Linked DNA regions of Homo sapiens: region 2 is linked to region 1. Evidence: chromatin loops called from intact Hi-C (ENCODE). Cell type or tissue: endothelial cell of umbilical vein. All regions are shown on one strand. Each heading gives the region's core, and the rest is flanking DNA. Links, peaks and the distances in the headings are about the cores only.

Evidence for each region. Hi-C counts contacts between places; a loop is a spot of excess contacts. Peaks named below come from ENCODE experiments on the same cell type or tissue, not always from the same donor. Only the 100,000 strongest peaks of a DNase experiment are listed, where the experiment ranks them.
Region 2: a loop joins it to region 1, with 5 times the contacts of the local background. A loop is called at or near these places in 5 of 110 quality-filtered maps.

The regions. Positions count from the first base shown.
Region 1 is chr15:61,025,157-61,041,829 of GRCh38, forward strand. All of the region lies in intron 1 of RORA (RAR related orphan receptor A), which reads right to left. It overlaps LOC107984805 (a long non-coding RNA gene), which reads right to left. Exons shown (of 3, transcript XR_007064660.1): 2 at 9,683-15,978. Among named protein-coding and RNA genes, the nearest start is that of RORA, 200 kb to the right of the region's middle. In endothelial cell of umbilical vein, for the core only: no CTCF peak of the experiment used is centred there; DNase peaks (open chromatin) are centred at 7,945, 9,405, 9,555 and 12,105; H3K27ac peaks cover 3,745 bases.
Region 2 is chr15:60,965,028-60,981,700 of GRCh38, forward strand. All of the region lies in intron 1 of RORA (RAR related orphan receptor A), which reads right to left. Among named protein-coding and RNA genes, the nearest start is that of RORA-AS4, 210 kb to the left of the region's middle. RefSeq lists an enhancer at 7,806-9,005. In endothelial cell of umbilical vein, for the core only: no CTCF peak of the experiment used is centred there; DNase peaks (open chromatin) are centred at 8,024 and 9,204; H3K27ac peaks cover 3,198 bases.

The DNA.
Region 1 (16,673 bases), core at 4,967-12,966:
GGTCAAGCTCCAGGATGCCCCTGAAAGTTCTAGCCATTCTTATGGCATAGCACTGTACACTGGGACATGACTTAATTTCTCCACAGGCTTCTCAAATCCTAAAACACGTCTCTGTCCACGCCTGAGGCTCGGTATCACAAAGCCTTGTGAAAACGCCTCTCCTGAGAGAACTTTCAGCCCCCAGACAGCCGCTCATTCCCTTCAAGGGCTGTGGTCCCAGGTCCCGGGCCCTAGCTGTGCTTCAGTGACATGATTCAGGAGAACCTCCTCCAAAGCAGCAGGGCAAACCCTGTTATTTTCTGGGAGCTGTTGTCCTTGAGTCATTACCTCACACTCTTAGAACTTCTTCCAGTTTCTAGAGATGAAAATGCGACTCAGACAGTCTTTGTGACTAAGGATAGAAGAGAATATAAGGGTGAACACAGGACACCTTGTGGACTGAGGACATAAGTTCGTAAAAGCTCCCTGGGCTGATGATTTTAATACAAAAGAGCCACCAGACACGGTTCTGAGTTTAAAAGTAGAAGAAATCTGGTCCAGTGTAAATCAAGCTTATTAACGTAAAGAATTAGTGCAGAAAAATTAAATGAGTGGATGAAGAAAAAAGTTTGGAAGGAAAAAATAATCCTCCTCACTACCTTTTACCAAATGAGCGTTGGCAACATGGGTTGGAGTTGCCTTTATGCACATAATTTGCCATGCCTACATTCTTTCAGGGCCTACAATAATGTTCCTAGCCATGTATTTGAATTAACCAGGCCCAGAGGATAAAACTTTCAAATTAAACACATTCCTAAAGGATTTCAGGCTCATTGTGTATGCACCAAGGAAACATAACATCCTAAAAATAATACGTACACAGAGAGAAGCACATTTTCCATGAACATTAAAGTGGAATATGAATTATGACCCAGCTCATGGGAATAGACATCTGATTACATGCAAAATGGAGCTTTTGTAAATAACATCAGTCTTCGTGAGCTACCACAATTATTATCAACCATTTAATTTTATTCCCTAGCAACTCATCCATCGTTGTTAAAACTGTCCACTTTTGTTTTTTACCTTCTGATGCATGAGGCTCCGAATTTTATAAAGTTCACCGTTAAAGCTATGTAGATTACCAGCCCAACAGCGAACGAGTTCACGAAATTATTAGATTCACCAAAGCATATGCTGCATTGTATATCTGCTATTTTGGGATGTATTTTGCTGGTGAATTGCTAGAAGCAGCAAAATTACAACGGTAGCCATTCTGTTCACTTTTTATACAAAGGAATCATGAAAATGTGTTTAAACTTTCGGTATTTGGGTATTTAAGTGCAAAGTGACTCTCAAGAAAATCAAGTATACTTCTTTCTGTCTCCCTGGCCTGCAATCTTTGACACTATTTTATGAAATACCATCCATAATTCCAGTTGGTCTATGTCATATATAATACGCCTGCCTCATAAGTAGTAAAATAAGCCACTTTGTGCCTTCACCAATTCTATTTCACAACAAAGTCAAGAGACATGTTTATTAATAGAACTAAACTTTTATTGATAGAAGTTTAAACAGGAATAGATGAAGGATGCTGCCAAATGCATCCTTTGCCTGTTCCTATTTTAAACTCAAAAACCAGACACAAGAAGTACCTATGGCTAATCTTTTGTTCTGGGAGAAGTTGCTAGGTGGCACCTCTGAACAATGCCTTTAACACCTTATGGGAGACCTGACCTCATAAAATACGTTGTATTTTCTTTCCCTTGAAATTCCATTTCAGTCAGAGGTGAGGATTTTCATTGGCTTCCAGAAACCTTTGAGTTTTAACTGCATCAGGAGTAAGCTTAGAAAGCCTCCTGGCCTGCAAAAAAAAAAAAAGCTGTTGAATTTCACCATGCAGCTTCAACAGCATTTATCATTGTAACTGAGCTGTATTTGGTTGAATTATAAAAGCCTGTTTGTTTATGTCTCTTCTAATGGAATATGAGCCCAGTGTGGGCGAGGGTCCATTACTATCATATTCATTTGCATGCGCCAATAGTATTAGTTGAATTGATATTCACTGAAATGAAGAGAGGACTATTTAAGGTGCGAATGCAAGTTTATATTTCTAGTAAACATTTTAACATTTTAGTCCCAATTTCATTTTAGTCTTGGCCTGAAAACGTATTAACTGGGAGGGCTAGCCATACCTTTCTATTGGAGCCATTCATTTGCCCATTAACACAGAAGAAGTAGAAGAAATGAAAGGGCAGAGGTGGCTTATTCTGTTTTTAGCATCTACTTTGTGTCAGACTTTGGCTCGGCGTTTTGTTTATTTTGTGTCATTTGATCCATAACTATACTACTGAGATTGACTGAATTATCCCCATCTTTAAAATTAGGAAACTGGGACTCAGGGAAAGTAAATAACATGCTCAACTAATAAATGGTGGGATCCAGATCTATCCAGCTCCCAAGCTTGGGCCACGTCCTCTGCTCTGTTACAACAAGTATGCTTTTACTCAGGCATCATCTCTAACTTTCTTCTTTAATTCTCTACTTTAAATCTTGCAATTAATAGGAGATCCTAGATCTGCCAAAATGGATAGATAGTACCTAAAACTATGGTGGTTAACATGTGATTTGAAGTTAGAAAAACTATGGGATAAAGGCCAAATTACATTTTCTCTCAAAGTCTCAGTTTACCAATCTGCAAAATGGTAACAGGCAATGTCTATCTCCCAAGGTGGCTAGGAGAAATAAATGACCTTACAAACCTAAAGCCCATAGCACTGTGAGTACCTAACCCACAGTAAGTGTTCCACGAAGGGTAGCTACTGCCATTATAGCTAACCACTTGTTCAAGCAAAAATATTTCTACCATAAATTATTTCCTAAGAGAAAGTTTGCTCAAAAATATTTTTTTTCCCCAAATACTGACAAAAGCTTGCCCTGGGAATCCCATTCCTCTTCACATCTGACAGTAACCTGGATTTTGACAGCTCTGCTTCTGGCTCACAATGTATTCACATCAGGACCTGCTCTGCTTTTGCCCATCATGGTTACTTCTACATTTTTGCAACTTAATTCCAATAAATATATAAAATAAATGCTGAATTCTATTAATAAATACACAAACGGGTAAAGGCATGCTGGGGGCATGAGGAGGAGTTGAGTGGTTTATGGAGGGCCCTTCCTATCTCCAGCACAATAGAGACTATGCCAAGGAAATTCATACAAACGGTCTAGATAAGTAGACTGCCAGAAACAATCTGGTTTTAATGAACTAAATTAGGATTCATTCATTCAACAAGTATCTAATGAGCTCCTACTATGTGCGGGGCCCTTTGTTAGGTGTTAGAATATCATGGTGAGTCAAAGCAGATACAGTACCTGCCCCCTCTAGTTTACAGTCTGTTAGAAAAGACCAGCATTAAATTAGGCCAAGAATCAAGCAAACAAAAGTAGAATTGCAACCATGACAAATGCTAGCAAGGTGACAGACACAGTGCAGTAACCCTATCTAGCAGGATCTGGCCTAGTCATGCAGGTCAGGAAAGTTCACTGAGGAAGTGATGCTGAATTCAATATTTAAAGGCTGGCCCAAATGTCTATCAACTGATGCGTGGGCAAATAAAATATAGTCTGTCCATACAATGAAATATATTCCATCATAAAAAGAAATGAAGTACTGATTCACGCTAAAATGCAGAGGAAACTCAAAAACATTATGTTAAGGGAAAGATGCCACAGTATTGTATGATTCTACTTACATAAATTGTCCAGAACAGGAGGGATGGTGGTGGTGAGGGTGGTGGTGGCTGAAGAGTGACTGCTAGTGGGTATGATGGGGAGTGAGTGCTAGAGGATACAGGTTTCTTTTTGGGGTGATGAATATATTCTGAAATAAGATAGTACTGATGGTCTGAAGTAAGATAGTGGTGATGGTTGCACACCTCTGTGAATATATTAAAAACACTGAATTATACACTCTAGATGGGTGAATTGTGAGGTCTGTGAATTAAAAAAAAAAACATCTAAACACCAACCCGAACCAGATGGTCTGTGAATTATATCCCAATAAATCTATGTGAAAATACTGCAAGCCTAGGGAAATGACAAGCTGAGGAGCAAAGCTCCTGTGTGTGGTTGGAGGACACATGACGAGCACCATTGGAAAGACAGAAAAAAAAGGCCAGGGAGGATCAGGCCTGAGATGAGACTGAGGAGGGAAGCAGGAGCAAATCCACACAGGGCCCTGCCAGCCATGTTGATGTTCTGTTTATCCTAAATGCAATGGGTGGCACTGGAGGGCTTTAAGCAGGAAAGAGGTGGAGGGAAGAGGAAAGGACACAATGGAATTTACATTGTGAAAAGATCATTCTGGCTAAAGTAAGGAGTACAGACGGGAGGGAGTTGGAAAGCTTATGTGTAGGCCAGTTGAGAGGCTGCAAAAGTCCAAGGCAAAGGTGGAGGTAGCATGGATGGGCCGAAGTGAAGAGATTAGAAAGATGTGTAAGATGTTAAATCAACAGGACAGGGTGACAGACTGGATCTGAGGGTAAAGAAGGGGAAAGAATTCTTGTTTTCATGTTTTATAACAAGATGGATAGTGGTGGCACCCATGGGAGACAGGACACTGTAAGAGGCCCAAGATGTCAGAGGGAGACAATGAGTCTGGTTTTAGACATGGAGATCAAAGCCTTTGGTATCCAAAAAGGGCCACGAGGAAGACAGTGGGTGCAATGATTCCAGAGCTCACTGGAGAGGCCTGGGCTTGAGATGGGGATCTGTGGCTCACCTAAAGAGAGACAAGTGGAGGCATAAGTACGCATGATCCTGCCCCAGTGAGATGACAGGAAGGCTTGAGACTGAGCTCTGAGGAGCCCTGACACTTCATAGCCTGAAACTGCATAATTGGAATCTCATCATAAGACAAACCCAAAGTGATGGTCATTCCATGAAGTAACTGACCTAGAGTCATCATCTGTGTCAAGGTTATGGAAGTCAAGGAAACGCTAAGGAAGTGTTCACATTAAAGGAAACTAAAGAGACCTGACAACTAGATGTAATAGGTGATTCTGAACTAGTACCTTTGGCTATAAAGGACCTGATTGAGACAATGGGTGAAACTTGAACGGGGTCAAAGGATTTGAAGGTTATAATGTATCAGTGCTAATTTGCTGATATTGATGGTTGTATTATGTATATGCAGGAGAATATCCTTGTATACAGGGATTACACACTAAAGTATTCCAGGTATTGGGGCATGAGGTTGGCAACTTATTCTCAGATGATTGAGAAGAAAATTAAGTTTATCTGTACTAGTCTTGTTACTTTTCTGTAAGCCAGTGGGCATGACCCATGTGAGAGGTAGAGTGGGTTTTAGAAGAGAAGGAATAATCCATGGTGCACAGGTCCTGAGAAGGAAGAGTTGAAGCACAGGAAGTTTGAGAAGAAATTTAAAACAGTTGTCATGTTGTGTGAGAAAATGAGTCAATCAGAGAATTAGAAGATTGCCAAGCATATTTGGGGCCCATAACAGGATGGTGATTATGAACAAAACAATGCCGTGACTTTTAAGCACATTCGAGAACTGAAAAAAATGTAGCATCTAAAACAGATTTTTAAGGTTGCGTGTATATCCAACTTACTAAGCAAGTTTATTTCTAATAAAAGATAAGCTATACTTTATAGTATCTCTTCCCCATTAATTTTGAGAAAAACGCAAATGATTGTGAAGGATATTAGAAAAATATAGTTTAAAACTCACAAAACTATGAAAGTCAGTTTATGTATATGTATATGTGTGTATAAAAAATATGCATATGCACACATACACATGTATATTTCATTTTAATTAAAAAACCCAGGTTATTTAAAATATCATTATTCAAGTACTTCAAGACCAAAACAGTTGACATCAGTAACTGTTTAACTGAACTAAACTGAATTTATTTACAAATTGTCACTCTCTTGACAAGATTTGAGCAGTAGAAAGGGGTAAGAGAAACAACGGCATAAAAATATCAAATCCAAAAGTATTATTAGCTAGCTGAAACTCAATTATGATATAAAGAAAAATTCCTTTTGAATACCAAATTTTGTGAAACAATGGGATACTTATGAAAGTGTAATTTATATTTATTTTCTTTTCAGATCTCTAGGTGAAGGATGCCTTTATTTCACACGTCTTCATCTGGGATCTATAATGCTCAAAAGAGATTATGCCTCCAGTTTATTTATTTGCATTATTTCTTTTCTATTATATACCAAGTGGTAACACTCTTGGTCTGGTTTTCCTGAGATGCATATTTGAACCAGGACTTGACTTAGCTCAGCAAGCAACTAACTTCCTGGGATATTGTTGCTGAAGTTTTGTACTATGTGGTTGTGTGTATGTTCTAGACATACATGTATGAAGTAGTTAAAGTTCTTCTTGGCAAATTGGTGGTTGGGGGAGGATAAGGGTTACAACTATATCTACTGACTTTTAGAGGTATGCCAGATGTACTGTTCAGTGGAAAAAAATATGCATGGTATGATGCTATTTCCACACCAAAAAGAGAGGAACTCCCTATAAATGTGTATCCATGCATATGTACATCTGTATTAGCAAAGAGAAAGACGTGGAAGGATAAATCTGCTATTACTTGTTCCACGACGATGGGCAAATGGAGAGGATGACAGAAGAACCACAGGAATGGTTAGAGACTCTTCTTATGCAAAAGACTATATATAGAAGTTCATGTGTACTATGTAAAACTGTTCATAATTTTGTTTTCATTATCACTTACTTCTCTTCTGAAGAGTTGGAAGATATATGTTCCTCCTACCTAATCTGCCAAGGATGGTCATTTTATCGCTGATTACCTGATAGGGTTTGTCTCAAAATAGTGTCTTTTTGTGTCACAAGGGAAGTACACTGTGAAAGGGACTTATTGCACGTAAGCATGTATGTCAAATTCAGCACATGCTCTACCCATGAAGAACACTTCAGTTAATTGACTGGCTAGCAAAATTACATGCAGAGTACTTGAAATTACGTAGGATTCCAAAGAAAACCCTTCCAAGTAGCTTACATCACATTTTACCAGTTGTGGTTACCATTTGTACAGATCCCTTAGAAAGCTATAAAATGTGACCCAAATGTAATTTAAAGCCAGAAGTGTTGAACTGAAGAAGAATGGTATATCTCCCCCAATACACAAATCAAGTAGAATCCTGCAAATAGTGCCCTTCTGGGCATGAGACTGAGTCATATGAAATTTGGCTAAACTCACAACCTTGAAAGTGAATTAGAGAAGAGAAAAAATTAAAAGTTGGTTTTCAAACTATAAGCCACTAAGAGGTAAAAATCAAGAACTTCTATATTTGATCAACGGAGTAGACCAAAATTGCCCACTTCACCTTTTCACATGACAATCATATGGAGTGTAATCACACACCCAGGTTGGACCAAGGGTGGATATTAGAAACATTTTACATTCACAACTAAAGTCATTTTGAAAACAATGAAAAGAGGCCAAAGTTAAGTCTAACAAATGCTTAAGAGTTTTCTAACACAGCCCAGACATCTACCTATTCCTGCCCTGGCTTCAGCAAGAATTATCTTCATACAAGATCATAAACTAGGAAACTAGTTTTCATTTATGGGTCAAAGAGCAGTACAGGGGATCCTTCTGCATAAGGCCACAGCAGCAATTTGGAACAATAATAAAATAAGGAATCCTTTCTTATTACCTATGTCTATATAAATATTACATGCGTATACATTTATATTATGATAATAGCTATAATTTATTGACTGCCTACTATGTGTCAGGCACTTTGCCAGGTGCTTTAAATACTTTATGATACTTACTCCTCAAACAACTCTGCGAGGTAGGCATTGCCTTTCCTGTTTTACAGAGCGGGGAACAGATTCAGATCTGCAATTTGCTCCAAGTCACCCAGCTGTTCAAACCAAAGGCTATCAGATTATAAAAGTCCACGCTCTCTTGGCTATACCCCAAGGAGTTTGTGCATGTTGATCACTGAGCTTGGAACAAATTTAGGCTCCAGTCTATGGCTACAAAACAAACAGGAGAGGCAAAGCGGGTCTTCCATGAGGCAAGAGCTGCCTCAGGCAATCAGGGGAGAGTGCTGCTGAGTTTTCCTTTAGTCCAAATGTTCCCTCTGTTCTCAGATTGTTCAGAGAGGACTAATTCTCCCCAACAATGCTTCCAGTTCAGTCCTCACTTGCAAGCAAAACTCAAGAGCCCCAAATTTATAGCTTTATTCTGAAAAAAAAAACAAAAACCAGTTTTGCTCTCAGTGGGACCCTTCAAATTTGTTAAGACCTCCTGCCATTTTCTTTCTCCAAATCCATCACCAACCAAGTGAGAGACAGAGGGTGATTCATTCTTTATCTCCAAATTGACCTAGATAGTAGCTCCATATAAATAAGACACTCAAGCCTACAGATTTTATTAACTTAATAGTGGTTCTTATTCAAGTATTATTTACTTGCTATGGTGTCCAATTTGGTCGCCACCAACCCACATGGCTTTTGCACATATGAAATGTGGCCAGTCTGAATTGAGATGTGCTGTAAAGTGCATACATACACCAGATTTTCCAGATTTAGTATGAAAACAGGGATGTAAAATATCTTATCAACAAGCCAGGCATGGTGGTGCATGCCTATAGTCCCGACTACTTGGGAGATTGAGGTGGGAAGATTCCTTGAGCCCAGAACTTTGAGACCAGCTGGGCAACATAGTGAGACCATGTCTCAAAAAAAAAAATCTTATTAACTATTATTTTATATTGGTTACATGTTGAAACCAAAATATTTTGGATATGTTACGTTAAATAAGCTGCATTATCAAACTTAATTTCACCTATTTATTTTTATTCATTTTAAGGTAGTTACTAGGAAATTTAAAATTACATATGCCACTTCCATTATAGTTCAATTGGACAGTCCTGGTCTAGAATGAAGGCTTGCCAAAGCTATTTAAAGACTGTTAAAGTTCTGTATCATACACAGGCTCTTTTTGTTTCAGTTTAATCCTAGAAGGAAGAAATGTGTTGAAATTGCAGCTATATAAAATCCTTGATGGACTGAAACTAAGGGGGAAAAAGAGGAAGCAGGTGGGTTTGAAAGAAGGAAAAAAGGAGTATCTAGCATTTTCTTTTAAAAATGTCATTCTTGATTTATTTGGTGGCACAAAGTGATTTTCTTACGTTTCTCAGACTGCTTGAGTCAGTCTATATAGAGGCTATTCCTGGATCTTAGTTGAAAGCTGTTGCCTTTCTAATTGTTTAACTGATCACTTCTGAACGACAATTACAGTTCATTGTTATTCCCTGTTAAAAAACCATTGACATCCATCCAAAAGTTATAGCTTACAGGTCAGGGAATATTTATGTGATATTTATAGTCTGTGAAGAAAACCCTGGGGAACTGCCAGTAGGGAGGATTATTTACCAATTTCTTTTTCTTCAAGTTTGAATTTATTTGAGATTTATATCCAAAAGACATTTTGTAATCCTGTGTAACTCTGATGTGTGACTATAATTGTGCATGTTGGTCAAGTTCAAGGAAAAAAAAAATCTTTTTTCTTTTTAATAGTGGGGGCTGGGAACCCTGGTTGATTCCACTAAAAACATCACAGACCAAAAAAAAAAAAAAAAAAAAAAATCCACTCAAGGAAGTAGTGTTACATACTTGAAGAATTTTCTGAAGTTAGCCAAGAAAAATAAGCTACGATCAAGGAGGAAAAGCTGGAGTTTCAGTTTTCTGGAGATTGTACTTCCTGGTAACATAAAAACAAAAGTTAAATTCAGAAAAATTCAACTATGAAGTTAGCATCACATAAAAAACAATGGAAAATATTTAACTATGCGCATATGTTTGTACACAAACAGAAATAGATATAAACAGACCTTAATTAGCATTGTAGACTTTAATTATCTTTGTACAGTAATTGGGAATGGTTTTGTTCTGATTTATTCCATAATGCTTACTGTGTTCTGTTAACAACTCATTTTTTTCCCCTTCCAGCCCATAATAGAAGGCTTTTACTGCATACTTTATTACATCTGCTTCTCATTTAATGACCATTGTTCTGGTCTGTCAGAGCGAGTGGCTATACAACTTCCCAAATCTGCAAGATTAAGCAAATATTTTGACAATGTCTAGTTTCTTTTTTCCTTTTTTTCAAAACATACCAGATAAAAATAAAAAGATTTTTACTTACCCACACAACGTTAGGAGAGTTTTTAATCTAACGACAATAAAGAACTAAGCGGCAGCAAAATGTACTTCATGTGGCAAAATACATCAAGCAATTTTCTGTCCCATTTCACTTAAAAAGTCCTAAGAATCTGGTCTGAATCACACAGCTGGGGTTAATGGGAGCACTCCTGGACTGCAGGGAGGTTGTGGGCCCCTGGGCAAACCACGTGGAGACCTTCAAGCTTCTAGAATGAGACAGAGGCCTTCTGCTCATTTTGGAGGGCCCCGGCAGGTAAGCTGAATGATAGGTGTCTGAATCACTCACTATGAAATGTCATTTTTAAAAATGGTCATGCTACATACAAAATTGCAATACCACTGATGGCATAAGGACCAGGGTCATAACTCTCCCCAAAGAAGGTGGATACAAATACACAAACAGAAGCATTTCTAAGCAACTGGGCAGAGAGATACAGAGAAAAGAGGATACAGCGAAAAATCTATTAACCCATAGGCATTCATTAATTCTACAAATGATCTAATGGTGGGAAGCAGAAAATACACAAATAAACCAACAAAAGCATGACATGGACATAAATGCTAAGAGGGAATGGTATGTGGAAGATGCTGCAGTCAGTGGAATGAGGGAAAGGGGTTAAGAACAGATGAGCTTTCAAGAGACAGTCTATGCCTTTCAGAGTAGTTTAGGAAAAAAGTTACCGAAAGATAACTAGGAACAGAAAACAAGGTGACAGAAAGGACCGCATTAACCCCAGAAGCATAAGCCTCTTAAAACTTTCTGGTGGGGAGCCTCTCCTTGGAGGCAGCAACCAGGGAAAATTCCCGCAAGGAGGTCCTACGGGAGCAGCCAGAATTCTACTAGAAAGACAGGAAAGACATGACAGGGATGGGTCTGTAGGAGAGCATCGGCAAAGATAGCAAGAGGATGCAATCCTCTTTAGAGGAAGTAGAGGTTTGCCTTGTTGCTATTAGATTGCTTCACATCTCCATTGGTTTGCGTTTACTATAGGGCGGAAAGCACAAAGCAGGATATGTATGTGCTTCAGGAAGCTTAAGTGCAAGGCAATGGGGTTCATTTGTGAGCTACTGGCAAACCATTTGTATTTGGGGTGGGCGTCCCGTGCAGCACGCCTCTGGAACAGTCCCTTCACTGTTAACACCACTGACTGGGCCCTTAATTGGAGCAGGTCTGCGCGTTTTAATAAACATCTTTGATGAGTTCTCTGGACTGTTCCATTAAACACTCATTCTACCAAAAATGCCTGGTAATTCTCTCTAAAAATGTTTTCATGTTACCGCTTCCAGGTCTTTCTAAAGTTAGGCAGTACAAAGAAACAAAAATCCAAAAGACTTGACTTTAATTTAGAAGTCTCAAAGAGAGTGTTCACCCTAGAGCAGAGATTTCTAAAGTTGTAGTATTGGACTCGCTTGCCTCCACCCCCACCCCTGCCCTTCTCCCAAAACAAGAAAACAAAGCAGCATCAAAGCTTGAGGTACAGAACAGAATAAAACATGTTGGTGCAGATTTGCTGGCCTCGGTGAAAACAACCTGAATCAGTAGGTCTTGGGGTATCTTCACTTTTAACAAACACTACAGGGGATTTTGATGCAGTCAGTTCAGGAATTAAATTTTGAAACACACTTTTGTCAGGCGGCAACAGGGTAGATAGCTTAAGAATGGGGTAGGAAGCTAGACTATAGGAATTCAAATCCTAGCTCCTCTACTTCCTAGCTGTGTGACCTTAGGAAATAAACACTCTGTGCTTCAGTCTCCTTATCTTCAAAATGGGATAATGGGAGCAATGTGTAAGAATTGAAAAATATGTAAAGTACTTAGTACTGTGCCAGACATGTCGTAAGTGCATGAAAAATGTTAGCCACTATTAACAGTGGATTCATCCCAAAGTGATTTCAGCTAATGAGCCAAATTTGGGTAGAGGAAGTACGCTGAAGCAGATTCCAACCAAACCAATGAATGAATACAGCTAAGCATAAAATAGAATCCTTATTAGGTATCCTCCCACCATCATTTCAGTACGGTCAGCACCAGTCTATAAGCTGTACAGACATCCTATACAATATCAATCTCCTGTAGCACAATATATCCTAACAATCCTCTTGGGCACAGACGCAGCCACAGGGCAGGAGACAAAGCAACAGAACCAGCAAGCACGCACTCTGCTGCCTCACTTCATGGGAATCCCATTCAACACCAGTCTAGGAAGAGATGACCTTGGAATGCAGATCCAGTTAATTCAATTCAATGAGCATTTATTGAACCCTTGTGATGTATCAGAGATTCACCTAGATGCTGAGGATAATACAAAGAGCAACAAGAAAATCACCCTGTCCTCAAGGAGGTCATAATCTAGTGGGAAAAAGAGATACAAGTAATTGTAAGGCAAGGTGGCCTGAGATGAATGCTATAATAGAAGATGGAAGAAGGCCATGCGAACACAGAGTAAGTAGTAATTAACTCTGATGGGGGCAGTCAGGAAAGGCTTTCCTGAAGAGCAGACATAGCATGCCATTGTGAGAGATCAATAAGGCAAGCCTATGAAATTGTTTAATGACTTTATCATTCATGGAAACAACCCAGAAAAAGCCTGAGGGACCATCTCTGTCTCTGCATTAACATGGGTGTGTTTAAGATTTGATTAAATGTTTGTTGTTTCTGTAACATCGCATTTAAAAAAAAACCAAGTATGAACATTCGTCTATTATTCTGATCTTCTTCAAAGAGAGAAAGAGTCCTAGAAATACTTTTCTTTTTTCCAAAGCAAACCCTCTGCATTAATAGCAAAAGAAGAATGGCAAGTTATCGAACGTATTATGAACTAGTTAGCCAAAGCGCAAGTCTGGGAAGGCCCACATTTGTTTTATGTAGCAATGAGACAAAATATGAGAGTTTTTTTCTTCTTATATATGGTTGCCTCTTTCTACTTGACTATAATCATTAATAATTTCTTTGGACCAGCAGAGGAAACAGGTATTGATCACAATAAAACATTGCATCCACAAACACTTGCTATAGCAGGTTATGGTCTCCATGGAAACCCTCCAATAGAACCAATCTGAATTCAATTTCAGAAGTAATGAGAACAGATAATTTTACACTCAATCAATCACTGTCAGCTGCCGTTATCAGCCAATCAGTCATTATGTCAGTCAGTCACACTCTCAACAAACTTCTTCTGTGGCATGGTCAGATGAGAATGTTTTGACATCCAGAAGCAACACGAGAAAATTGGCTCATCTTTCCTGGCAAGATGCCAAAGACACAGCACTGCATTGTGTTTGCTAAGGCAATAAACAGTCCAATCAAAATACACTGTGGTAGCGGAAGATTCTAGGCAGCAATTTCAATAATTGTTATGATACTGATGGCAGAGACGTACTTTCGACCCAAAAGTCATACAGTTTAATCCTCTCATTTAAACATGAAGAAACAGAGCACCAGAGAAGTTCAAGTATCTGCCCAAAGCTGCACAGCTAACTGGTGGAAAGCCCACGACTAAAACATGAGCATTCTCCCCTTCCAGTGCTCATCCAGGATGCCTTGCTGCTGCTCTTCACTGCCTTCCTTTTTGAGGCAAGAGGGTAAAGGGATATTTGAAGATTAGGTTCTAATTCTAAACAGAGAGCCCCAAGCCTGTGGGAGACTCACGGGATATTTGTGAGGCTTGTGCTTTGGAGCCAACTCAAACCTCTTGCTGTTTGGGGTTAGCTCGTCCTTGGCCAAGTACAACTTCTGGTTTCTAAGGAGGAACAAAAGATTTTGAAACACTACAGGGCAACCAAATCACTGTTACAAAATGACATTTTCGATAAGTTTAGTGCAGGACTATCAAGAACACATGGACTGAATTCCCTAAAAATGCTTGGGAGAGGGAGGTAAAATTTGAGGGGAAAAATCTGGCAAAATACAGTTGGGCTCTTGTCAACCTCAAATGTTAGAAATGTTGGCATTTGGGAATTGTGAAGAATCTGAAAGGTGTCTGGTTTCTTTCTTTTTTCTTTTTACTGCATTATTGCTTTGTCCATTTCTCAGAGACAGTTCTCTGAGGCTGAGGTTCACATTCTTCCTTGGTAAAACAGATGGTTGGGAGGCCGAGGCAGGCAGATCACGAGGTCATGAGTTCGAGGCAGGCAGATCACGAGGTCAGGAGTTCGAGACCAGCCTGACCAACATGGTGAAACCTGTCTCTACTAAGAAAATACAAAAATTAGCTGGGTGTGGTGGTGCACACCTGTAATCCCAGCTACTCAGGAAGCTGAGGCAGGCGAATCACTTGAACCTGGGAGGTGGACGTTACAGTGAGCCAAGATTGCACCACTGTACTCCAGCCTGGGCGACAGAGTGAGACTCTGTCTCAAAAAAAAAAAAAAAAAAATAGATGGACCAGCTTGATAGTTTGCAAACTTCAATGTGCATGGGAACTTACCAAATCTGTTAAAAATGCAAATCCCCAGATCCCACCTCCAGACATTTTCATTCAGCAGGTGAGGCTGGGCCCAGGAATCTGCCTTTTTAACAAAGGACCCAGGTAATTCTGATGCACTTTCTTTGCCAATCAGTGTTAGAAAACATTGGTTAACTAATGCTATTTGGTAAAGAATTTGGGCCATTTTGTTGATGGTAGTTTTCCAATTACATTCCTCCCCAAACATTCCAACTTCGTAAATTGTGTGTATCACCCATATTACAAGAACATAATTCTAATGGCTATGATCACAAGCTTTGATATATATATATATATATATATATATATATATATATATATATATATATATAAAATATATGAAATATACATTATAGTGCCACTTTCTATTAGCTGTAAGTAGGCTTTATCTTAAATAGGTAGGTGGTATATGGGACACTAATACATCCCATCAGAATTTGTCTAAGGCAAATGAGGTGAAAAAGCAAAGCAAGAATATGGGTTCAGGCTTGAGCTAAAACTAGTAATTGCAAAAAGAACAGTTTGGAAGCTTTCACATGAAATGCTTGCTTCATTTCTCTAGTCTGCTTGCCTGACCTCAGCTCACGATACCTATTTTATCTTCTCGCAAAACATTGATATAAAGCTTTTTGCCTGTTTCTACATGTAATACTGATCTTTTCCCTCCATTTCCTTCCGGGCTTTATTTTTTTTTCTTTTTCTGATGCATTTCAGGACATTTGATGAGTCTTGGAGTGTGTTTAAATGATGACAAGCATGTGATGTGTACACTAGGTAGACCGTACACCCTATGAGGACAAATACAGTTCTTTTTTTGCCATTTCATCCCCTGAACGTGTCACAGTACCTGGCACAAAGCACTTAAAAATATTCATCGAATAAATAAAATGAATGAAAGGATGGATGGATGGATTACAGACAAGTAAAAACTCATCCATCTGGAGGCTGAATGAATGCAGATACTTCAAAAGATCTATACTTTATAGTCATAATCAATAATCACTCATTTTTTCAAAGGTTGTTTTTATTGATAAAACTCTTGGTTAGGTGTTGTTGACCCCACAGAAACCAAAAGCAACTATAGTATTTTGTAATTATGCCTTCCTTTGTAAAACCAGCTATCATATAGATTTTTCTTTGCCAGGCTTATTTCATTGTTGTTTTGACTGAAATGGAAATATTACTGGAAGCTAAAATAACTCATAGACATTGGGTGAACCATAGGGGAGACAGTCAGGAATGGGGAGATGGAAAAAAAACCCAAAACTCACCAGTGCAATCAGCAACAGATCCTCCAGAAGCCTGTAAAAATTAAGACAACTTTTAAAACTCTCTTTGCCTGTCATCACTACACACATCCCAGGCTCACAGTCTTTCTGCATCATGCAGATGACAGAGGTAACCCTTAGGAAGCTTAACTTATCTCACTGGTAGGTTTCACAGCCTCATGCCAGTGACGTCACAGAAAACAACTTTAAATCTTCCATGAAACAAGCAAACTGGAGGAGAGATGAATTCAATGAGCTATCAGAGGTGCTTTCCATCCTATTAGAAAAAAGGAGGAAAGCAGGAAGGAAGGCAGTAAGAAAAGGAGGAGAAATTAACATTTGTCGAGCATCCATTGACAACCAGGCGCCACACTAAACTCTTCATATTTTATCTCATTTGAAGCTTATTATATTTCCAGGGGGTGGAAATTCATTGGTTCATTTTATTTTATTCATTTATTTACTTTATTTATTTTAGAGACAGCTCTCACTTTGTCATCCAGGCTGGAGTGCACTGGCACAATCATAGCTCACTGCAGCCTCGAACTCCTGGGCTTAAGGGATCTTCCTGCCTCACATTCCCAAAGTGCTGGAATTACAGGCGCGAGCCACCATGCCCAGCTAGTATGTTCATTTTATAGATGAGGGAAATAGGGCTCAGAGAGGTTCATCCCCATGCCCCAACAGCTAATGAACAATAAAGCTGGGACTAAAGTAATAGCAAATATT
Region 2 (16,673 bases), core at 3,976-11,975, 61 kb before region 1:
CTGTAGCAAACATTTATTGAGTGCCAACGATGAACCAGGCATAGATTAGGTTCTAGAGATTCTGAGATAACTATAGGATGAAGTTATCCCTCAATGAAGATACCTTCTTAGTCCAACAGGACTAGGGTATTATGGGCCTTGGGTACTGCAGTGATCTTTAAGCCCATCAGCACCAGTGGAAGCCCCATGTCCCGCCACCAGTTTTTGACATCTTGGAGCTCATGGTCCACCCTTCCTTCCCAGCATCATTTTTCAATACCCTGTCATAGAGCATCCCAGCAATAGAACACAAATGGCAAAATATCACCCTCTTCTCAGTCCTGTTGCTTCTCTCACCACCTAGTTAGTGTCCTGGTGTTGTCCCAAGGCCCAGTAGTCAGGGCCCAAATCCAAATGTAGAATTAGCAATGGTCTCTGTACACTGGGCTTAAAACTAAATTCCAGCATTAAGGAAATGCCTAACTGTATAATTACATGAGACACAGAGAGTCTCACATTGGAAGAACTTAATATATCTGAGCAGAAGAAGAAACTAGCCCAACACAAAGCCATTTTACATCTTTGTAAAACAAGACAATTCAATAAACATGACATCAAGGGGAATGAGTCCTCTGGAGAGGGCAGAAGCCTCTTTCACATTGATGAAGCTATTAAGATGCAAAGAAGGTTGCAACTTGATTTCTCTGTTTGCAAGCGCTATTTTTCTCCCCAAGCACTGGTTTCTTTAATTTTCTTTTTTCCCTGAAACACTAATTATGCCAACCTCTTTCTCTACTCAAAACCTGACCAAACCTTCACCCTGTCTCACACTTATGACCCTACTACGAACCCTCCCCAATCAGGCCAGTCCATTCCCTGTCCATGTGCTAGAATTTTAATATATATGTATTAGTTTGCTAAGGCTACCGTAATAGAGTATGGCAGCCATAACCAAGTAACCATAACAAAGTAACCACCCAGTCTGAGTGGTTAACATGACAGAGATTTACTGCCTCACAAGGCTACAAGTCTGATATCAAGAAGTCCACAGACCTGGTTCCTTCTGAGGATGGTGAGGGAAGGGTCTGTTCTAAGCCTTTCTCCTTGGCCACTCAATGGTCATCTTCTCCCTCTTTCTTCATATCACCTTCTCTCTGTATCCACATTTCCTCTTCTTATAAGGATATCAGTCCTGCTGGATTAGCACCTACCCTAGTCACTTCTTTTCACTTAATTACCTCTTTAAAGACCCTATCTATAATATGGTCACATGCTGAGTATGGGGATTAGGACTTCAACATATGAATTTTGTGGTGAGGGGACACAATTCAACTCATAATAATACTCTCTAGACATGGCTTTCTGATTGGTTTCTGGAAGATGAGTTTTATTTCCCAGCTGGCTCGCACATTCCACCAATGTGATTCATTTCTGTTTTCACAAAACTTAATGGCTAGTTGACTTAATATTTAAAATTTGTAAGCTCCAAGAAAGAAGGGACTGTACCTTTCTTGGGAGCCAGTGCTAATCCTAGAACAATATCTGGCACATGGTAGGAATGTATTAGATGAATGAATAAGTAACCAGAATGTTACACAGTGGGATTACATCCCTCTGACCTTCCAGAGACTGGCCTTCTTTCTAGAGAACAACCTGACCTTGGCTTTCACTGTAAGAGAGAATGCTTCTACATTTCTGATAAACCTGGTATGTTGTAAATATGTTGCATCAGCCACAGAAGTAAACACATGCTAGCAACAACAGGCAGTCAAAATACTCTTTAAGTGTGATTGAATAGAATTCTGATTATACAGTTTAGCCAAGGAAGTCGGTCCAGCTCAGCACCAATTTTCACTGTCAAAGCCAATTTGAGCAACTTGGGACTGAGGTTTAAACTCTCAACTGCCATGATGTTTCTGCAGGGCCATGAATCGGTGTCATAGCTTTAGGATATTCCACTCTTCTGCCACCTCAGCAGAATGATCCTGGAAATACCCTAAAGCAGTGCATTACCCAAAATGATTATCCATGAGTCCAACTGGGACCAACTCCCTATCTTCTACAGGGCATGGAGATAGATTCTAATTAGTAGCAGAACCTGAAGTTAAGAGTTCCTCAAGACACATCATGACTTTAAGTCCTTGCTATTTGTGTATGTATATAGATACTTAAATATTTTTTGTAGATTTTTTAAAGCATATGACATATAATTTTTGTTATACATCGGCATATATATTTATGCATTGACAGATGTACCATATTTATATGCATGTTTACAAATATATGTTTTCACGTATCATGTGTTCTTTTTAGCCTCTACTTCATTACCCCTACCCCCAAATATTACCAATTAACAGAGAATTTGAATTGGGAATCAGCATCAACAAAATGTGACAACATCGAATGGAGCTAGGAGGGACAGAAGCAGTTAAAGCAAAGAAGTGCCCATGTCCCTGGTTATGTCTATCATTATGACGTGCTCCTCTCCATCCAAAATGACTGACGGGCCTGTAATTTGTTGTTGCTGTTGTTTTGGCACATATTTGCAGAAACAAACTTGTTCATGGTCCCCCTGCTGATAGCTCAACCATGCAAGTGCCATAGGAAACAGACTTTGGCATTTGAGCTGCTCACAGTCTGGGTCATTCATAAAAGTTTAATTTTCTAAAAATATTCAGTGAGGTGCTTTTCCTGAATGAGATGACTTCTGGTTCATCAACGTATTTATGTGAGTAAATAGAAGGCAGATCAGTAAGTCAGGAATCTAATCAGCTATCATCCAGTCCATCTGGTTTAATTAGAAAGCCCAGCCGCTCACAGGCACCTTTTAGTAAAAGGCTTCAGTACTGGTTCCAGAAAGGCGGGGGTGCTTCTGAATGTGGTTACAAATGCTTGCCATCTCCCCTGCCTCCACAGAGCCCCTTATCAAACTCCCATCACAGAACACACTTGAAACATATCAGTGCATGCCTCTTAAGGGCATGCAAATGAAGCTAAAATGTGGCACAGGGGAAACACCACTGAACATCACGGCCAGTCCCTCAATTCATTCGATAAGCATCAACTTAAGCACCAATAATAAATATGTATTGGTGCTTACGCTATTCCAGAGACTGTGTGAATGAGCTTTGGACTAACCCTGGTTGGGGAGATCAGGACGTAAACAGATAATTCCCAAACTCTGAGATGCACTCTAAGGTATTGAGGGAGCCCCAGGACTGGAAACCTGCTGAGCTGACTCTGGAAGGGCACTTGGGAGCAAATATGGACAGAAGGGGAGCAAGGAAGGTTATAGCCAATAGTCCTTAAACATACGCATGCACCAAAACCTTGGTGCATTACAAATTGTGGGTCCCACCCTCAGAGTTTCTGATTCAGGAAATCTGGGGTGGGGCCAGAACATTTTCGTTTCTAACAAGGTTCCTGCTGATTCTAATTCTGCTGGTTTGGGGACCATACTTTGAAAATGGGCTAATAGGGCCAACCCAGGCTCACACTGGAATCAACTGGGAGCTCCAACAGCTACTCAAGCCTGGGTCTCCTCTCTGGAGTTTGTGATTTAATTGGTTTTGTATACAAACTGGATATCAGGGATTTTGTCTGTGTGTTTGTATTTTAAAAATGTCAAACTTACAGAAAGGTTGCAAGCACAACATAAATCTTTTTTTTTTTTTTATTAACTGAGCCATTTGAGAGTAATTTGTTGTCTTGATGTCCCATCTTTCTTTGTAGTGTATTTTCTTACAAATAAGAACATTCTCCTACATAACTAAAATATAAACATCAAAATCAGTAAATTCGCATCAGTACATTACAACCACTCAAGTTTTGGCAAATGTACCCATCATGTTTTTGATAGCAAAATGATCTAGTTCAGGATCACAAGCTGCCTTTAGTTGTCATGTCTCTTCTTCCTCAATCTGAAACAGTTTATCAGGCCTCCCTTGACATTCATAACCTTAACACTTTTGAAGATTACAAGACTGTTATTTTAAAATACGTCCCTCAATTTGGATTTGTCTAATGTTTCCTCGTGATTAGATGCAGCTGTACATCTTTGGCAGGACTATCTCAGTAGCAACTTCTTACTGTACCCTATGAAGTGGCCCATGGTTTCTGTGTGTCCCATTACTAATGATGTTTACTTGGGTCACTTGATCAAGGTGGAGACTGTCAAGCTTCTCCACTGTAAATGTACTCATTTTCCTTTTGTAATTAATAAGTCCTTTTTGCAGAGTTCTTTGAAATTATGTAAATACTTTGTCATCAAACTATCAATTCATTAGGTAATAATCTGTATCACAGGAAATCATGGTTTCCTATTTTGTATATTAGGTTATAATCTGTTACTATCATTATTTCTTTGAGACCAGTGTGGGCCCTTCAATCTGGCTCTGACTTCTGGGTTTTTAAAAGCTTTTTGGGTGATTCTAATGTGCAGCCATGCTTAAGAACCACTTCTCTAGGTAGACCAAAGCACCTATATTCAAAGGATATTCACAGGATTGCAGGCAACATGCAGCAGCCTCAGGGAACTGCAAGGTTTTCAGTGTGGCTGGTGGACAGGATGGAGAAGGAGATGAAGACAGGGAGAGATTCAGTCTTTAGATTCATCTGAGCCCAGACAGCCTGATCATCATTATCTCCGATGACAGCATCCTATCCCTCTCTACACACCAAGCTATCACTCCATACACGATGGTGGTACTGCCTCACAGTTAGGTACATGGTTTTCAGCATAAGGGAGGGGGTTTGAGTTCCTGCTCCAACACTTCTTAGCTCTGCAACCTTGCACTAGTTTCCTGTTATGGGCTGAATGTTTGTGTTCCCTTCCAAATTTATATTTGGAAGCCCCATTGTGGCTGTATTTACTCATGGGGCCTTGAAGGAAGTAATTAAGGTTAAATGTGGTCCTGTGGGTGATGCCTGAATCTGATAGGATTAGTGTTTTCGTAAGAGATACCAGAGAGCTCATGTATGTGCACTCTTGCACGCGCACTCTCTTTCTTTCTCTCTCTCTCCAAAAAGAAGCGGGGAAAGAAGAGGTCCTGTGAGCACACAGCCAGACGGCAGCCGCCTACCAGCCAAAAGAGGCCTCAGAATGAAACCTACCTTGCTAGCACCTTGATCTTGCACTTCTCAGCCTCCAGAACTGTAAGAAATAAATGGCTGTTGTTTAAGCCACTCAGTCTATGGTATTTCCCATCTGTAAAATGGATACTAATGGTCCTATCTCATGGAGGTCTTGTGAGGTTTAAATGAGAAGGAAACAAAGTACTCAGCATGCTCTCTGGTTCTCAGTAAAGGCTTAACGAGTGTCAGCTATTGCTTCACTTGTCCTCAAACACACCCTGTACATTCCCACTTCTCTGCCTTTGTTCATCATCAGTTCAATTCCGCAAACATTATTTCAGCAAGTCCCCACTGCGTGCCAGGCATTGTATGAGGTCCTGGGGATATAGAATGCAACAAGACCTCGTTTCAAGTCCAAAGCCTAGAGTGAAGATGCTCCCCACTGCTGGCCTTGGTGAAGCTGTTTCAGATTCCATTTGGAATAAAGGGACTGATTCACAAGAGGAAATAGGAACTTGGTTTGAAACCTGTTTCACAGCATTGGGCTGCTGAGAAAATGAGTAAATCATAGGATTAGATCCAACAATTTCTCATAGTATCCCTTGGTTTTATGATATTCATATGGTAATAAAGCCCTCTCCCCAGCTTACCAGTAATTATCTGAGGCCCTCCAAACTAATACGGTTGTGTATTTTTTCCTTGACGATCACAGAGATTTTTTTTCCCTTTGTGTTGGTCTCAGGTATAAGAAAATCACACTCTAAAATGAAAAGAACTGTGAAGCAATTAAGCAAAAATGGAAGGGCCTTCCTATGCTCCAGTGAAATTCAGACAGGAGAGAGACAGAAACATTCCTGAGCCACGTGCAATCATCACTTATAGCAGGGGTTCAACTGACTCATGTTGGAAGAAAGCATAGTCATAATTTTATACTTCCTTTGGGGGCATAAACAGAGAAGTACTTTCTTTGTTTTTGGATGAGAACTAAGTTAGGATGAGGGAGTCAAAATGAGTTTGAGAAGATAAAATATGAAGAGTCCAAAATGTCACCCAAAGTCCATATTGAAGCATGGAAAGGGACATCATGCCATGTGTTAGAGGAAACTCAGCTTTGGCTTGGACACTTTTACAGAAGCCGCCCTCCTCTGGACTCCCCTAACACTGCATTTGTATCTCCACTACTGCCTTTCCCGATTTCCTCTTTGCTTTAGAGTGTTTGAGTATGTTCCCTCCTAGACAGTGAGTTCCTTAAGGGAGAAATTCCTCTCTCATGGGTCCTTGCTGGTGTCTCCCATGGCCTAGCACAAAGCAGGTGCACACTCCCCACTCCCAGGCCCGCATGTCCCTAACTGCAGTGGGTGGCTGGGCACACGGAGGATGCGGATGTCCAACATTTGGCCTTGGATCCAGACATATCGTGCTTTTCCCTGCTGCTGGAAATTCCCACTCTGTATGGTTTTTCTTAATATCTCTGTGATTCTTCTCCTCACTCCATTGCAATCCTTAAATATTTTTCCTCTTCCCCTGTATCATTCTCGACCTCAGAACTAACCTTTCTGTTTATAGCCACCAAGCTCCCTTTTCTTCCTTTCTTAAAGCATTTCTGCAAACCTCTTAAAAGCTCTTTTACAGACATGAATGGTGGATGAAAGACCCTGCGGAGGTGTTCACTAAAGAGTCACATTCTCCTTCCTTTTGGCCAGTAAGAATGTTTAGGAGAGATGTGGATGTTCCTTCAGTTCACAGGCAGAACTTGCTCACATTGGGCCAGAGAGAGGGTGTGGAGCTCCTGACACTGGCCCTCCCACCATTGGGCTGTCTGGGCCAGGGCAGTGGTTCCCAAGCTGCATTCCCTGAAACCTGAAGCTTCCTTGGCCCTCCAGGCCTAAGGAGAGAACAAGAATGGGAGAGGAGAGTGGATGGGGTCATGCCTCCCGAATTCATGCTTCAAACACAGCCACTCTGCCTTCATCTGTTGTACAGATTAGGCTTCTCTAAGAGATCCGGGAAGAAAATAAAAATGGTGCCACTGCTCAAATATTTTGTAAGCCATTGGAGTAGTGGGAAAAAACAGCCAGTCAGATCAATTGAATGTTGGCAAATCCTTCCTTTAAGGGTAGATTGGATTTGCATATTGGAAACCATCAAGAGCCACTTGGAGTCAAGCCTGGTGAAAAAATAATGTGAGCACAAGGAATAATAATACCACTGGAAGGCAAAACAACAAGGACAACAACAGCATAAAGAGCAGGCTGCAGCTATGATATAAAAATACGCATGTGTATGTGTGTAGCTCACGAAGCACTCCCGGGAGAAACTCCCCAACCAAGCATCTGTGATACTGTTGGAACAAGCACATAAACTGACCTTACAAGGTGATGACACTGAAGCTTGGAACTCACTGGTATGCATAAATTCTCCTGTTCGTTATGAGTATGGCTGAGTGTTCGTTATGAGTATGGCTGAGTGTGTGTATGCATGTCTCACTGCACGTTTCACTATTTTAAAATAAAGTCCAAAATTTCTCTAGTCTTTGGAGAAAAAAAATGCCTCGTGGTGTTTAGTCTGGATTTAAATGCTGCTCCAATGCTTACTGGCTGTGTGATCCCAGGAAAATCATTTCAACTTTTCTAAGCTCAGTTTCATCATCTATCAAATGGAAATAATAATATTACTTACTACATAGGGATTTTGAGAAGTTTAAATGTGGTAAAGCATGTTGATTCGTCAGCATAAGGACTGACAAAAGAATAAGTTCTCTTAATAGTTGTGGCTCTTAGTATTATAATTGCTATTATCATTATCCTCTGACCTGAGTATACCTGACTCCAGCATACCTGGCCAGAATGCATTCAAGATCCCCTTCTCTCTTCAGTTAATAGATGAGGTCTTTAATTGACTGAGAAGCATTTGGGAGAAAAAAAAAAAACAATCAATGAGGGGCAACTTTGCTAAGTCATCCGATGACTCATGGGAAATCCGGAATTAGAACAAAAAGTAGAGGCAGTTTGGTCAGCAGGGCATGGGGAGGACACGCATTTAAGCCCCATGTATTTTGGTGTGTGGAGACGTTGAAAAAAGAGGTAGGGAGGGTCCTGGAAAGGAACATGAAAGATGCTGAAACCTGAGGGCATCTTAAAATCACAGGTTCACTCAGTGTCAGAGTGAGATCTGTGAGAACCCTCATTCTAGTCTACACACCGTGAGGCCCAGAGAGGTGAAGTTTCCTGCCCAAGGTGGCCCAGCTCCTGGGTGGATGAGCAGTATTTAAGCACTTGCTTATCTCCTGATTCAGGAGCCACTGACTTTTTCCTGCCACCTACCCAATTTCTCTGCCACCCAGAGGGCTCTGTCTGAGCTAAAAGGGTTTATGAGGGTCGGGCAGGGTGGCTGAGCAGCCTTCGCCCAGTGCTCTGAAAATGCTCTGGTTTTTCAAGTCTGCAGCCTCAAAGCGTAGCCTGCAGTAGTTCTCCTGTCTCACCTTCTACTAAAAATGTTCACTCTGAAACTTGTAACAGTGGTGACCTCTGACAAACGGCACATCCCAGCTGTTAACATTATTCGGCTTACAACAGAAGTTGCCCTCACGACCCTTGTAGCCAGGCCCAGGGAGGAGGTGACACTGTCAGGGCCAGGCCTCAAGAAGAACAAAGAGAAAACTCACCTTGGCACTCAAGGTCTGGGAACGGCTGGTGGCTCGATCAGGCTCCCTGCAATCACTCCCTTCTGTAACCGTGGGTCGGAGACATGAATGCTGCCTCTGGACTCGCCAATTAGGCCCAGCCATGGGGCTGCGGAGCCCCACACAAGGAAACCCTATTAGCAATTAGCTGATGGAGGATCACTTTATACCAGGGCTTATTTTTAGCACACTGTCACCTTTTCACTGGGGCCAAACCTTTTGTATCCAATCCATACCTGAGTTGCAAGACATTGCATTTCAAACCTCTGTTAATTGACTTCATTAGTTAATGTGCTGCTCCTTGAATCCCGGGGGTAAATGAGCAGATGAAGAAGACTAATTTAAAGAAAGTCTGCAGACAACAGAGGAGGAGGGATGCCCCTGCCCCCACCCTGGCCCCCGTGGAACCCACGTCAAGGAGCATCAGATTCTCCCCAGGCTTAACTCCATTAGTCATCCCTGAGTCCTCTAATGAGCTTAGGTTATTTCCTGTTTTTCCAGGTTTTGATGAAGGGAGCTGTCATAGGAAATATGAAGACTGTGTCTGTATCTGAACCCCAAAGCAGCTCTCTTCACCAGCACCCCCTTGCCAGCTCATTTCAGTTCAGTTGTTTCACCTCTCAGGCTCCTTGTCTATACATTGGGAAAAATTGCTGCCTCACCCATTTCTCCCCTTCACACAGCCAGCCAGGTAGTTCTGAGGAGCAAAGCCCTGCTAAGGAGAGTGTGATTAGCTCCCTGGGGTGATAATGGAAGTCATTCACTCTGCTTTTTCTTTGTGGCTCCTAAGTTATCAGGACCCTTAAGAGCCAAAATATATGAAAAATTTGTTCTGGAGTTTTAGCCCTCTAAAGGCCTCATTCATTCCACGTGCACTGAGTCTGTGCCAGGTTCCTTGTAAGCGGACAGGTATAGAGAAATCCCAAACAAGGCCCCCCAAAGCCACAGATGAGTGGCAGCATCATACAACTTAAATGCCAGGGCCTGGCCTCATCCTAGAACAGCCTCCACCCCAGCGTGGGGCAAGGGGACCACCGTATCAGGTAACTTTTCCTGAAGGAGGGGCCCTCACAGCTTACAGAACCTTTGCAAACAAAGATTCAGCCAGTGAAGAAAGGGAGGTGGCTTTCCTAGGCGTTGAAAAGAGGATGGGGAAAGGCTGGCACATCTGGGGAAGGGCAAGCAACACTGTTCGGCTGGACATGGTGAACAAGTGTGGACCTGAAGAGGTGGGATCTGGGCAGGTGGGCCAAGGCCAGACTGCAGAGAGCCCGGAATCTTTCCTGAATGGGAGGGGAGCTGAGAGGCTACTGGGATTTCAACAAGGGAAGAAGCATGATGAGGCACACGTCTTAAAAAGATAACTGTGGAGAGAGTCAAGGGCGGAAGGGGCCTGGGCAGGGTGAGCACAGATGCCCTTGGAAGCTGCTGCACCTAGCAGGGCTTGGGGAGCAAGTCGCCTGGGCAGGGAGTAATGGGGGCCTAAACAATTTCAATCCGTCATAACATACATTGTGAAGATATGCAAAGCTTTAGAAGTGAGATCCGAAAAGAGAAAGCAGGCAAACCGAGTACTGGGTGCCTGATTCTAGGAAGGTGTCCCGGTCTGCCAAGTTCCTTCCCAGGCTGAGTCCTGTCACTGTCAAGGCATCTTCCTGGATTTGTCAAGTAAGGCTTGAGCTCTGACAGACCTTCTGGAAGAAGTCCATTTTCAGTTTGCCAGACTTAAAAAAACAGTAAGAAAATTGGATCCTAGAACTCACTCTGGAGAACACTGAAATGAACATGTGGGGTCCTATTCAGAACATGTTTGCCTTGAGTGTATGGAATCTGGGTCACCTTCACTGAAAGCCCCTCTCCCTCGGAGGCTAAGCTGGATTTCTGGGGCCCTCCACTTCTCTCCAGGAAGTGAAGGTAATCATGCGTATGTGTGAGGAGTCAGAGGATGAAGAGTGAATGAATGGAAAATAACTGATACAGTGTTAGGCTGGGCACAGGAAACGGGAGACCCCTAACAGAGTTCCCTGATTCTTACATGCTTGACATGTGTCCCCTCTTACTTCACAGCCACCAACACTAAACACATGCACACGTGCATACATACATGTGCATACACCCACATCTCAGTTCCAACTCTCAGCTAAGAGTTGGCATTTGCATTTTGTGAGGTTTTCTTGGGAGGGGACCTTTCCAGAGAGCCACAGATCCCCCTACACTCATCTCTTCTCCTCACCTACCAGCAGGGACTGGCTTGGGCCATATAAGCTGGAGGACTCATGTAACTTCTCTTGCTTTAAGGTACTTTGCTGGAGGTGGAGCAATTAATCCACAACTCAGCCCAGGGAAGCAGACAGCAGATCGTCATTTCACTAATGAGATTGCTGAGCCGTGGCTCGGAGTGCGTGGGCCTGGCCAGGTGGAGACTTGATGCTGGCAGGAGGGGCGTTAGAATCCTCACCTACCTAAGCCTGTGGTGGAGCAAACAGCCCTGCGGGACTCAATGCGTGTAACCCTTGGATTTTCACCCAACAGTTCTGCAAGTCTCTTTCCTCAAATAAACCATCCCCCATCTGCATAATATGGAAGCTAAGTAGATCGCCCACAAAGAAAAGAGAACAATCCTGTATAAAATGAGGAAGCCAGACTAAATAATTCCAAAGTGTCTTTAGGCAAATGCAGACCAGAATACAGCATACTGAAGATGGATCCTTCTAGACCCACTCCTTCTGCTTGTCTGGAAAGCCCAGGCCTGCCAGCATCAGCGGCGACATTTCAATTCTGCCAGTTTGATCAGACCACGTGGATTTTCTCTCTCCAATACACCAGCTGATAATGAAGAGACAAATGTTAGCTAAGGCAGCCCTGGTCAATCCCAAAGTCCTTAGATGCAAAAGACAGGGAAGGTGCTAATCATCTCAGGAGGAGACCCCAGACGGGCTCATTAAAACCATTATAAGAAATCCCTATCTCCCCCACCACACCTCCAAGGAAACCCTGACCCTGGTGAGTGAGCAGGGATTGCAGGGGCTTCCCTTGCACCAGTTCTTTTGGCTTAGGAGGGAGGACATGGCCCAGCTCACCCACCACCTGCAGCAGCAACAGCAGCAGCCATTACCTTTGAAATAATCCTCGCTCGCACACCAAGTATTTGTTATGAGTCTGTGCCTGGAAGTAAATATCACTTCTGTTTAGGTGACCATGTGTCCTGGGTTTCCCAGGACAGTCTGGTTTATGCCTGTTGTGCTGACACACATATGATTAGTACCTACTGCCATGCTGAAAAGCGTCTTGTTTGGGCAATAATGTATGTGGTTACCTAAGCTCTACCAAGTTGTTTCAAAACTGATTGGAGGGAAAAAAAAAAAAAAAACCTATAGCGCCACCAACAATTAAATTATAAGATTATTTTTCCAAGATCACAGTGACTCAAAGTTTTCCCTCATAGATGTTATATATTTAGTTTGAGGTACTGGTGGGGAGGGGGTCGTAAATGCAATTCAGTGTTATAAGATTAGACAAGCAAGAATGGTATTCTGTAGCCTTACGAAATCACAAACACATGTCAGTCGTCAGTTTAACAAAGGATCCTCTGTTTAAAAATAAAATGTTATGCTAAAAACAAATTACATTTAAGTAAGTATATAATTATACTTATTTTTAAATGCTTTCCTATGAAAAGAAAGGTTTTCCTGTTTTTTTAATGAGATACCATTCGATAATATAAAATTAACCATTTTAAGGTATACAATTCAATAGTTTTTGGTGTATTCACAGTTGTGTATGACCATCAAGACTATCTAATTCCAGAACATGACCCCAAAAAGAAACCCCATAGCTGTTAGCAGACAATCCAATTCCCTCTCCTTCATCCCCTGGCAACCACTAATATATTTTCTATCTTGATGACTTTGCCTATTTTGAACATTTCCTATGAATGGAAGCACACTGTATGTGTCATTTCATGTCTAGCTTCTTTCTCTTAGCATAATGCTTTGAAGGTTAATCCATGAGGTAGCATGTATCAGTATTCCCCTCCTTTTTATAGCTGAATAATATTCCTCTGCATGGAGATACCAGATTTTGCATGCCCATTGATCAGCTAATGGACATGTGGTTTGTTTCCACTTTTTTGCTATTACAAATAATACTGCTATAAATATTCAATGTACAAGTTTTCATGTGGACATATGTTTTCAATTCTTGGATATATACCTAGGAATGGAACTGCTGGGTCAAATGGTAACTCTATGTTTAATTTTTTGAGGTACTGCCAAACTGTTTTCCACAGAGGCTGGATCATTATACATTCCCACAAACAATGATTACGAGTTCTAATTACTTCACATCTTCTTCAATCTTTCTTATTTTCTTCATCATCATCATCATCATCATCAAGATCATCAACATCATCATCATCACAATCATCAACATGGCCAGCCTAGTAGGTATAAAGTAGTACCTTACTGTGGTTTTGATTTGCATTTTCCTAATGAATAATTTTCATGTGTTCTTTCATGAACATCTTTTTGCAGTGGCTTTTTGTGTATCTCCTTTGAAGAAATGTCTATTCACACCCTTTGCCTATTTTATTTTAATTTAATGATTCAGTTGTCTTTTTGTAGTTGAGCTTCAAGAGTTCTTACATATTTTGGATACTAATCTCTTACAAAATATCCTATATACAAATATTTTATCCTATTCTATGGGTTGCTTTTCACTTTCTTGGTAGTGTCCATTGATTCACAAAAGTTTTTAGTTTTGTTGAAATCCAATTTACCAATTTTTTTCTTTTATTGCTTATGTTTTTGGTGTGACACTTAAGAAACTATTGCCTAATCCAAAGTCCTGCAGATTTATACCTATGTTTCTTTCTAAGAGATTTATAACTTTAGATTTTACATTTAAATCTTTCATCTATTTTGAATTCCTTTTTTGTACATAGTATGAGGTAAGGGTCCAACATTATTCTTTTGCAGGTGGCTATCCAATTGTCCTGGCAACATTTATTGAGAAATTTCTCTCCCATTTGACACCCTTGTTGAAAATCAATTGACCATACATGTATGTATTTCTGTGTGGACTCTCAATTCTATTCCATCGGTCCATATGTCTATCCTTATATCAGCACTACACTGTATTGGTAACTGTGGCTTTGTAATAAGTTTTGAAATCAGGAAGTGTGAGTCCTCCAACTTTGCTCTTTTTTTTTTTTTTTTTTGAGACGGAGTCTTGCTCAGTAGCCCAGGCTGGAGTGCAGTGGTGCGATCTCAGCTTACTGCAAGCTCTGCCTCCCAGGTTCACACCATTCTCCTGCCTCAGCCTCCTGAGTAGCTGGGACTACAGGCACCCACCACCATGCCTGGCTAATTTTTTTTTGTATTTTTAGTAGAGACGGGGTTTCACCATGCTAGCCAGGATGGTCTTCATCTCCTGACCTCGTGATGCACCCGCCTCAGCCTCCCAAAGTGCTGGGATTAAAGGCGTGAGCCACCGCACCTAGCCCTTGCTTTTTTTTTTTTTTTTTTTTTTTCCAAGAATATTTTGGCTATCCAATGTCCCTTTCATTTTCATTTGAATTTTAGGGTCAGCTTGAATTTTAGGATCAGCTTGAATTTTAGGGTCAACTGCAAAAAAGCAGCTGGAATTTGACAGGATTGCATTGAATCTGTATATCAATCAGGGGAGTATTCTATTTTAATAATATTAAGTCTTCCAATCCATAAACATAGAAGATGATTTCTTTCAAAACTCTTTTGTAGTTTTCAATGTATAGGACTTTCACTTCCTTGGTTAAATTTATTCATAACTATTTTATAATTTTTGATGCCATTTCAAGTGGCATCACTTTCTTAATTTCATGTTTGGATTTTTCATTGTAAGTGTATAGAAAGACAACTGATTTTTGGATATTGATCTTATATCCTACAACTTTGTTGAACTCATTAACTCTAATAATGTGTGTGTATGTATGTGTGTGTGTGTGTGTGCACGTGTGTGTTTCTTTAGGATTTTTTAGAAAATCATGTCATCCACTAATAGAGGTAGTTTTAACTTCCTTCTTCTAATCTGGATTCTCTCTTTCTCTCTTCCACTTCTCTCATTTCTAACTCTCTTTCTCATCTAATTGCCCTGGCTAAAATTTCTAGTAAAATGTTGAATAGAAGTGGTGAGAGAAAACATCCATATCATGTTTCTGATATTACAGGGAAAGCTTCCAGTCTTTCACAGTTAAGTATGATGTTAGCTGTGGGTTTTTCATAGATGCCTTTTATTAGGTTTAGGAAGTTCCCTTCTATTTCTAGTTTGTTGAAAGTTTTTATCACGAAAGGATGTGAGATTTGGTTAAATCCTTTTTCTATATCTATTGAGATGATCACATGGGTTTTCCCCTCTTCATTGTATTAATATGGTATATTGCATTGATTGACTTTCATATGTTGAACAAACTTTGCATTCCTGGGATAAATTCCCATTAGCTATAATGTCCAGCCCTTCTAATATGCTGTTGGATTCTGTTTGCTAGTATTTTGTTGATAATTTTTGCATTTATATTCATAAGAGATATTAGCCTGTAGCTTTCCTTTCTTGGGATACCTTTTTCTGGTTTAAGTATCAGGGTAATACTGACCTCACAGAATGAGTTAGAAAGTGTTCCCTCTGCTATTTTTTTGGAAAGATTTTGAGAAGGATTGGTGCTAACTTTTCTTTAAATGTTTGGTAGAATCCATTGATGGAGTCATCTGGTCCTGAGCTTTTCTTTGTTAGAAGTTTTTTCTTGCTAACTCAATATTTACTTTTATAAGTCTATTCATGTATTCTATTTTATCTTGAGTGTCAGTTTTGGTAGTTTTTATATTTCTAGGACTTTGTCCATTTTATGTAGGTTATCCAGTTTGCTGGTATATAGTTGCTCATTATATTCTCTTAAAATCCTTTTGTATTTCTGTAAAATTGGTGGTAATGCCCTTCTCTCATTTTTTAATAACTTTACTACTTTCTTTTATTTCTCTTCATCAGACTAGCTAAAGGTTTGTCAATTTTGTTAATCTTTTCAAATAACCAACTTTTGGTTTTGATGATTTTTTTTCTATTATCTATTCCATTGATCACAACTCTAATCTTTATTATTCTTTTCTTCTGTTTGCTTTAGGCTTAGTTTGCTTCTCTTTTTCTAGTAACTTAAGGTGGAGTTTAGGTTATTGAGTTCAGATTTTTTTTATGTAGGTCAGGTGTCATAGTGACAAACTATCTCAATTTTTATTTATTTGGAGGTTTCTTAACTTCTCATTCACTTTTGAAGGATAATTTTGCAAGATACAAAATTCTTGGTTTACAGTATTTTTTTTTTTTCAGCACTTTGAATGTCATCACACTGCCTTTGGCCTCCATGGTTTGTGATGAGAAATCAGTTGATAATTTTACTGAGGATTTCTTCTATATAATAAGTTGCTTCTCTCTTACTGCTTTTGAGATTCTCTATTCGTCTTTGATTTTCAACAGTTTGATTATGATGTATCTCAGTGCAGATCTATTCTAGTTTATCTTACTTGGAGTTCATTGAGCTTTTTGTATGTATAGATTGATATTTTTTATCAAATTTGCAAAGTTTCACCATTATTTCTTCAAATCATGGTTCTACCCCTTTCTCTCTCTTCTCTGAGACGCTCTTTATGGGTGTATTGATGGGCTTAATGTCCTCCGGTCTCCTAGGCTCTGTTAATTTTTCTTCATCTTTTTCTTTCTTGTTCCTCTGACTGGATACTCTCAATTTACCTGTTTCAAGTCTTCTCATTCTTTCTTTGGTCTGTTCAAATCTTCTGTTAAGCCCCTCTAGTAATTTTTTCTTTTAGTTATTCTACTTTTCAATTCCAAAATTTCTATTTGGTCCCATTTTATAATTTATATCTCTTTATTGGTATTCACTATTTGGTGAGGTATT